Linked DNA regions of Homo sapiens: regions 1 and 3 are each linked to region 2. A link is an interaction called in ENCODE POLR2A ChIA-PET data of the cell type or tissue named here. Cell type or tissue: OCI-LY7. All regions are shown on one strand. Region 1 overlaps AFF2 (ALF transcription elongation factor 2). Region 2 overlaps AFF2 (ALF transcription elongation factor 2). Region 3 overlaps AFF2 (ALF transcription elongation factor 2).

Region 1 (2,500 bases), 68 kb before region 2:
TGAAGGAAATAAAAAGGCACTGTGGCTCAACTTGTAATAAAGAGCAGCTCATCCTCACAGCTTTGTGATTGTTGCTATAGTTATCTATTCAACATGGGATGCACAATACAGTTAACGTTTCATTACCAGTAGCCTGTTGCGTGCTTATTGTTAAAAGGAATTTAACATACAAGTTTTTGTATGTTTTGTTCGCCTAATTCTGATTCCTCGTGCTGACTGGCATGAGACAGGGAGCTGGATTGTATTAAACTGGTTTTATTGTGATGTGACTATGATGGATGTGACAAGGGCCTCTATTATTCGCTGGGGAGTGTGGCCATTAATGAAGCCATTAGCTGAGCTAAGGCAAGTGAAGAAAATAGGGAAATTACCACTATTCTGAAGCCATTAAGTTGTAATCCACCACTTTCTCTCCTTACTCAAAAAGGCATCTTCTTTTTAAGGCCTCCCTGACTGTCCTTTAAAGATTCATTAATTCATTAACTTTCCAAGGAGATGGGGGTGGATAGCATAGTTGAAATTTTAATCAGTTCAGTGTATCATATTATTAACATTATGGCAGTGTCTGTGCTCATTGCTGGACCACATCAGGTTAATTTTAAACAAACCACATTACAGCAGATGTCTTTCTGTTCTATGCATAACAGAAGAGCTTCCATTTGTAGAGTACTTTAGATTTCACCATGCTCTTTTATGTTTGGTTGATACCCAGGGCAGGCACTATGTACCTCTGTTATACAGATGAGTGAACTGAGGCTTAGTGAGGCTAAAATAACCTGAGGGATGAAGATCAGCCAGCCACTAGATAGGCAGAAGTGGGTTTCACCCTTAAATTCTCACTGAACCTTTGTATTAGGAATCATGCTTTTCCCATGTATAGTCTCTGCTGGAAAAAAGAAAGCCTCTGGTGAGCACAAATCTTTTGAAAATGAATAACTTGTGTTTATTCTGTATTAAATGTTTAAAAATATTTATTTAGCTAATCAGGGATTTGCATCTTTTAAAAACAATGGCGGTGTGCTCTGTGCAAGTCATATATGTGATATACTACCCTGTGGGTGGTTTCAGTTTACTTATAAAACGTTTAGCTCAGTCAAGTTGGGTGATGTCTACTACTTGGCAAAGCAGAGTGTTCTTAAAGACACAAGCTTTGGCTCTACAGCCCTTAGCGAACCAACATTTCCCAAGCAGAAGTTAGGACAGTTTTTTCTTGAAAGGGATAGTGAGGTCAATTCTATGCTCAATCCTTGCCATGCTAAGAAAATTTGGGACCCAGAACCAGTGCCTTAGCACATCCCCAAATTGATGCCTCTTCTAACCTATTTGTGTAGATATGTTGCACATATAATTGTTGCTACCTATTGCAAGGTCCAAATGGGTAAAGGATACACATTTTGATCTTCTATACTAGGATATTCTTGAGACCTCCTAAAAGGGAGCATGAAGAACTGAGGCTTGGCTGGCTGCTGGGCAGACCACTTTGCTTAGCAGCCATCCATGCAGACAGGTGCCCACAGGCTGAAGGGCTGTCAGGGGAAGGCAGTCACAGCAAGGAAGGAAGTGGGATAGGAACTGAAACAAAGATTATTTCTCCTCATATATTTATGAGTTCCTCTAGGTGGGCTAGAGCCTAGAGCGAGGAGAAACTCGGTATGTATTGTTAAACAGAATGGATTAAAAGGAAGGGGACTGTGGCTTAAGAATTCATTGAGCAGTCTATCTTTTGGGTCATCCCCGTCTTCATCACAAGTAAGTCCACACCTGGAAATGGAACTTTTCCCTCCAAACCATAGAGTTGATCACCAGGGGGAGAGCTGTAATGAAATCTGTTTCTGAAACCAGTTGGCCTTACTGCTTCTGTGTGAGTTGGTGTTAGCAAATGGTTGCATGAAACCTTCCTGATGACTTACCATCCTCTAGAGGGCAGAGCCAGGACTGGATCCGGGCCTCCTAAATTGTAGACCCTGGTATTCAAAAGGGGGTCCATGGAACAGCAGCATCGACCTCTCTTGGTATAACTTGTTGGAAATGCCCAATGTCAGGTGCCAGCCAAACTTCCTGAATCTGAGTCTGCATTGTCAAAAGATCCCCAGGGAATGCATATGCACAATAAAGACTAAAGAGCCCTGCTGATAGGCTTGGTTCATTGAAATGTGAATCTTATGTGCAATGACTAAAGATTGTGTTCTTTTGCCTTACTTTTACAAAAGAAGAAGGGAACTGATCTTGATTGGACCCCCTACCCTGTGCCAGTAACTGAATGTGCCTGGCATCCTATATTTCTGCTTGTTCAACCTTCACAACTACCCTGGGAGATAAGCACTGTCTTCCTAATCTTATAGACAAGGAATTCTAAGCTGAAAAACAAAGTGACTTGCCCAAGGCCACAGGGTAATTGTCAAGGCTGGGGTTTGAACCCTAGTTTGTGTGATTTCAAAGCCTTCCGCATGACAGCATGCTGTAGTAGAAAGCACAGAGAGAAAATCTGGAGATGTAATTG
Region 2 (2,500 bases):
TTATTTATAAAGCAAATGTTCCATGACATTGAAACATTAAATGTATTATACTCAGTCATGTGCAATGTATAATTTTCTAAAATCTCTGATTAATTTAATATGGGTGATTTTCATTCTTTGATATGTGGCCTTGGTGTAATTTATAACAAGCTATAAATATTTGAAATGCCATGGAAATGTGGTTTGAGGAATAGTATTAACACCTGCCTTCTGTTCTAGTTGGGTTATATTAAGTTCTGAATGTACATGGGTATGTTTCTGGGATATTATTTGAGCTGTGGTCTGTCTGTGTGTGTAGTGACTGGCTGAATTAAAAGGGGTTCTCACTATTTTCTTAGCTTTTGATCTGAAACCAAGTCTAATTTTGGGAGTTTTATAGCAGCATTCCTTTTCTGTACTTTGTAATTCCTTGTAGAAGCAGAAATGCCAAAGTACTTTGCATGCTAACTCCTCTCCTTCTTACTCCACACACCCTTCCCAACTCAGTATGTGCGTTATAACCAGGAAATAAATAACACAATCCCTGTTAAAGCCTGTACCCTGAGACACACACATTGGATATGGTCCTGGTGACATTCTTCCTGTCATGGTATGGCTCAGCCAACCTGCCCAGGGAACTACAAGGATTGTCTTGAAATCTGATCCCTTCCTGCTTCCTTGGCAAGGCAGTTGAAAGGGGCAGCCTCTGAGCAAAGTGGCCTAAGCTTTGCCCCTCCCACATCCATCTTGTTCTTAGGAAGGGAAAGAGTGAGTGCAAAGCAGAGCCTGTGAAAGCTTTTGGCTTTCCCTGAGCACTTCCTGGTCTCCACTACTGAGTAATCTGAACCTCATGAACCTCACTTCCCTTATCTGTCAATGATGGGTGATAATAGTGCTTATCTCATAGGATCGTTTTAAGAATTAGGAATTGCCCATGTGAAGAGAGAGAGGGGGGTGGAAGAGTGAGAGCACTCATGCACACTTGGTACACAGTATGGGTGCATTGTTATTATCGCTGTAGTTCTTTCCCCTACTATTAATAATTCTAACTGTAAATGACTTGGTATTGAGTCACAGGTGGTGAAACTACCTGTTTGTTGCTCACTTGGCAGTTAACGGCCAATCCAGTAACAGAATGTGGGATTCCTGACTCCTACTTTGGGGTTTATTCTACCCGATCATGATGCTCTTTGCCCTCTTAGTATTCCATATTTAATGATATCTATGTTTTTGTGCATTTCCTTTCAAAACGATAAAAACCAAAGTGAAGCAAAACAGAAAACAAATATTCTTGCAAATAACATTTAGTGAGGGCAGAGGAAATTGTACTTCCCTTTTCTGTTTCTCCCCCTTTCATTCTGAGTGAGCCATAGTATTACACGTAAAAGTTGTGTAGCTGCATCTTTTTTCTTCTACAAGATGAGTGATTTATTATTTATGGAATTGGCTTGGGATTTATTTATGCAAGTGAACTTCTGCCATTCCAACTGCATTTCCAGTGGGTAATGTGCCTGGAGAGTTGTGGGGGTTGGTGATCAGGCCGCTGCTACAATCTGGCATTTGGGAAATGGCATCAGGTTATCTCCACTTAGTGACATTGGGCTCAACTGATCTTATCAGCCTTTCCAAAGACTGCTGTGTAATAGTTGAGGGTGAGAATAAAATATGTTTTAAAATATATTTTATTTCTCTATATAGGCATCACAATCCCTTTAAAAGGTATTCAGGGAGCTTGTTAAATGGGAAATAAAGCTAAGGAGGAAACAACACTGAATGAATTATATTAGTTGACATTGAAAGCAGTAACTTATTAAAATAATGCTTTATAATTATTTTACTTAGCCCAATGTTTTTCAAATATTGCTCTGTCTTCCCAGTATTCCTAGCAGAGACATGAAAAACAGGCCCATTTATCAACTATATGATGTGACGGTTAAATGGAAAGTTGGGCTAGATTTTCACTTGTGTGAATTTGCACCCTGGAAGTTGGACATTCATGATCAAGTGGTCTGGCAGGTAGGGGAAGCCCTGGGTGAATGGTTGTTGATTTAGGCAGTGAGATATTTGGAAGGTAAGCTTTCTTTGGAGAAGCTGGCTTTGCTGTCTTGTCTCCAATTTGTTGAAATTAAACACTACATTCAGATAGTATGGTCTAATGGTTACAGTAATGTTTGTGAAGATGAGAAATGTATTTGTATACACATAAGATATATTAGTTTCCCATGGCTGCTGTAACAAATCATCACACACTTAGTGGCTTAACACAACACAAATTTATTTTCCCACAGTCCTGGAGTTCAGAAATCTAAAATGGGTTAGCAGGGTTACATTCCTTCTGGAGGCTCTAGGGGAAAATCCATGACAGCAACCCCTACCCAGTACGTTCCCAAACTCATCTTCCTTTGCTTCCTTAAAATTGCTCTTTCTTCAGACAGACTGGGACAATCACTGTGCCCTGAGTGGGCTGGTTGGACTCCTATCTCTGAGCCTTACATAGTCTCCATTCTCCATCTTGGGAGGC
Region 3 (2,500 bases), 88 kb before region 2:
GACGGCAGACATTGCCAAGGCCAGGAAAGCCATTTATCAGTGCATGGCCTACTATGCACTGAAAATGAACTTGGATAGAAGCTACCTTAAGTCTACTTCCTTCTCACAGGGGTTTGGCTTGAGGGAAGCAGGCTTTCAGGGTTGCAGTCATATCAGTGCATCAGTGGGTCACCAGGTACCATTTGTGTGGAGGCTCTGATAATGTCACTGTCACCATTCTTGCACCCTGTGACAACACAGAGGACTGGCCAATTACAAACCCAGGAAAGCTCCTAGTAATTATTCAAATTCATGGTACATTCAGGTATAACTTACAAACTGAATGTACCACATTCAGGTTCCACAGGTACCTGAAAAGCACGTGCATGCACACACACACACACACACACACACACACACACACACTCACTGAGACTTTTGCCTGGATCTTGCAAAAAAGTTACCCTAAAAAATAATATGTCTACCTTTGGTGGTAACTAACACTGCAGCACATTTCGTAGGAGGTAGTTTTTGTTATCAAGATATACTTCCCCTCTATCTCATAAACCTTAAGAAGGTATTAGAAACAAATTACATTGCATAGTTTATATATCCATATCTCCAAGGATTTCTATATGTCAATAAAATGCCAATCATCAGATTTGTCCTGATGTGAAAGTCAGGGACAAAATGACCACCTAGCTTCTCAGTTGAGGCTACATGGAATTACGTATGAATATTTCAGATAAGATCAGATCTGATCATAAACTCTTATTTTTGTAGCATGCAAGTGTGTGGATAATGTGTAAAAAGGAAGACATAAGTCAAATGTGTCACATCTGAGACTCTCTTGCACTGAGATTGAAAAGGCATTGCGTCCATGAAACAGCCCTTGTGCCGTCCAAAAGCACTGCTCCTTTCTCCTCAGTTGCATCAAATTTCTGTGGAACTCATACCATTGCCAGATTAGGGCAATCAACAGGGGCAGAGAACTTCAAATGAAACTTCCGCCACAGTGCAAGCATTTGTCACCATATTGTCGGTGAGCCAAAATCTTTCCCCTTTGTGCTGATGGCTAAACAAGAATACTCTCACAATCTCCCCTGTTGTTCTTTTTCTAAGTGTGCCCTGAAAAAGTTCTGATGCAAAATAGTCAAATCACGGCTGTTACTTGCTTGCCACCTGTCCTGACGACAAGAGGAAACATGGGTTGCACCTACTGGACCTAAAGTCTTCACTTCTTCTCCAAGGATTGCAGGTGTACAGCTCACTATATTTAACTATGCGGGCTGTCCCAGAGGGGGCTTGTGCATGCATTTGCATGGGGCAGAATGATCAGCTCTTGCCTCCAGTCCATCTGGTGATAGGGACAGTTTCACATTATATGTGTATTTTCGGGAACATTTTGTATTAAGAGGTGAGAGTGGACTTTCTGGGCATGGAATTGTTTGTTTATGGAAACAGGCATACATTGTGTCTACAAAGCAATAGGGAAAAGGCTTTGCGGGAAAACTTCAGTCCCTTCCTGCTTAGGGAACATGCTGTGGGAACCTTTTAAGTTTTTCTATTCACTATTTTACTGTTCTAGGTCTGCATTGAGTGGGAGTTAAATTTTAAATGCTCATCGGGTCTTTGCAAAGCCTTTTAGTATACAATTGCTGGTACAGTTGCTTATACAATTGTACAGTTGCACAACGATTACTTATGATTGATGTGTATTTAGATTGGCTTTGGCTAGGCAAGAGTGGTATCACAAAACCCTGCTCCAGTTTTGAAAAAAAACTACTTTATTAATATATTCCTATCTTGTTGATATTGTCATATTTATACGTTCATTTCTTGCAACTAAAGCCTTCTGGCACATCCATTTATAAACTATTCCAATAACTTAGTATAAAGATCTGCTCTACGTGATCACACATGTGGGCATGCAAACACTAATAAAAGGAGAAACTGAGGCAAGGAAATCATGCAAATTTCCTGAGGTCAAATTTTGTATTGTGATAGTACTGAGAATACGTCCTTGAAACAGGAATTCGACTCCAGTGACTAAAACACTTGCTCTCTGTAGCATCTTTGTGAAATGCAGGGGTGAGATATATGCATATATATCATCTTCATTAAGAGGAAAGTGAGATATTTATGGTAGCTGCTAATGTTAATATCAATTTTCAACATTAATAATAAAATGAGCAGAATGAAGCCAATAGATCCAGGTCCTGTATATGATTAAATTTATTTATTTTCATTTTTAAGTGAAAATGTTAAATCAATTGCATGATTTCCTTTGAATTTGTAATAATGACATTATAAAACATATACATGTACATATACCCCATTCATGTAATTAAACAGATTCATCAAACATATTGTTGAAAAATCTTGGAAATGTGTGGGACAGAGGATTAATTAACTCAGAAGCATGTAAACTCTAAAAAGTTTGTTAATCTATTTTCATTATACATATGCTCTCCATGTATGATTTGTGACAGCTTAAGGACAGATGGCCGAGTAATTTACA

Evidence for each region. Peaks named below come from ENCODE experiments on the same cell type or tissue, not always from the same donor. Only the 100,000 strongest peaks of a DNase experiment are listed, where the experiment ranks them.
Region 1: POLR2A ChIA-PET joins it to region 2 with 10 read pairs; 2 of 35 experiments call an interaction of 5 or more read pairs at or near these places.
Region 3: POLR2A ChIA-PET joins it to region 2 with 30 read pairs; 2 of 35 experiments call an interaction of 5 or more read pairs at or near these places.

The regions. Positions count from the first base shown.
Region 1 is chrX:148,541,140-148,543,639 of GRCh38, forward strand. All of the region lies in intron 1 of AFF2 (ALF transcription elongation factor 2), which reads left to right. Among named protein-coding and RNA genes, the nearest start is that of AFF2, 42 kb to the left of the region's middle. In OCI-LY7, CTCF peaks have their summits at 1,916 (motif pointing right) and 2,115; DNase peaks (open chromatin) are centred at 682, 1,063, 1,522 and 1,792; H3K4me3 peaks cover 2,500 bases; H3K27ac peaks cover 2,500 bases.
Region 2 is chrX:148,609,203-148,611,702 of GRCh38, forward strand. The region is part of intron 1 of AFF2 (ALF transcription elongation factor 2); the gene reads left to right. Among named protein-coding and RNA genes, the nearest start is that of AFF2, 110 kb to the left of the region's middle. RefSeq lists an enhancer at 1,248-1,357. In OCI-LY7, no CTCF peak of the experiment used is centred here; a DNase peak (open chromatin) is centred at 959; H3K4me3 peaks cover 2,461 bases; H3K27ac peaks cover 2,500 bases.
Region 3 is chrX:148,521,007-148,523,506 of GRCh38, forward strand. The region is part of intron 1 of AFF2 (ALF transcription elongation factor 2); the gene reads left to right. Among named protein-coding and RNA genes, the nearest start is that of AFF2, 22 kb to the left of the region's middle. In OCI-LY7, no CTCF peak of the experiment used is centred here; DNase peaks (open chromatin) are centred at 104 and 1,205; H3K4me3 peaks cover 2,280 bases; H3K27ac peaks cover 2,500 bases.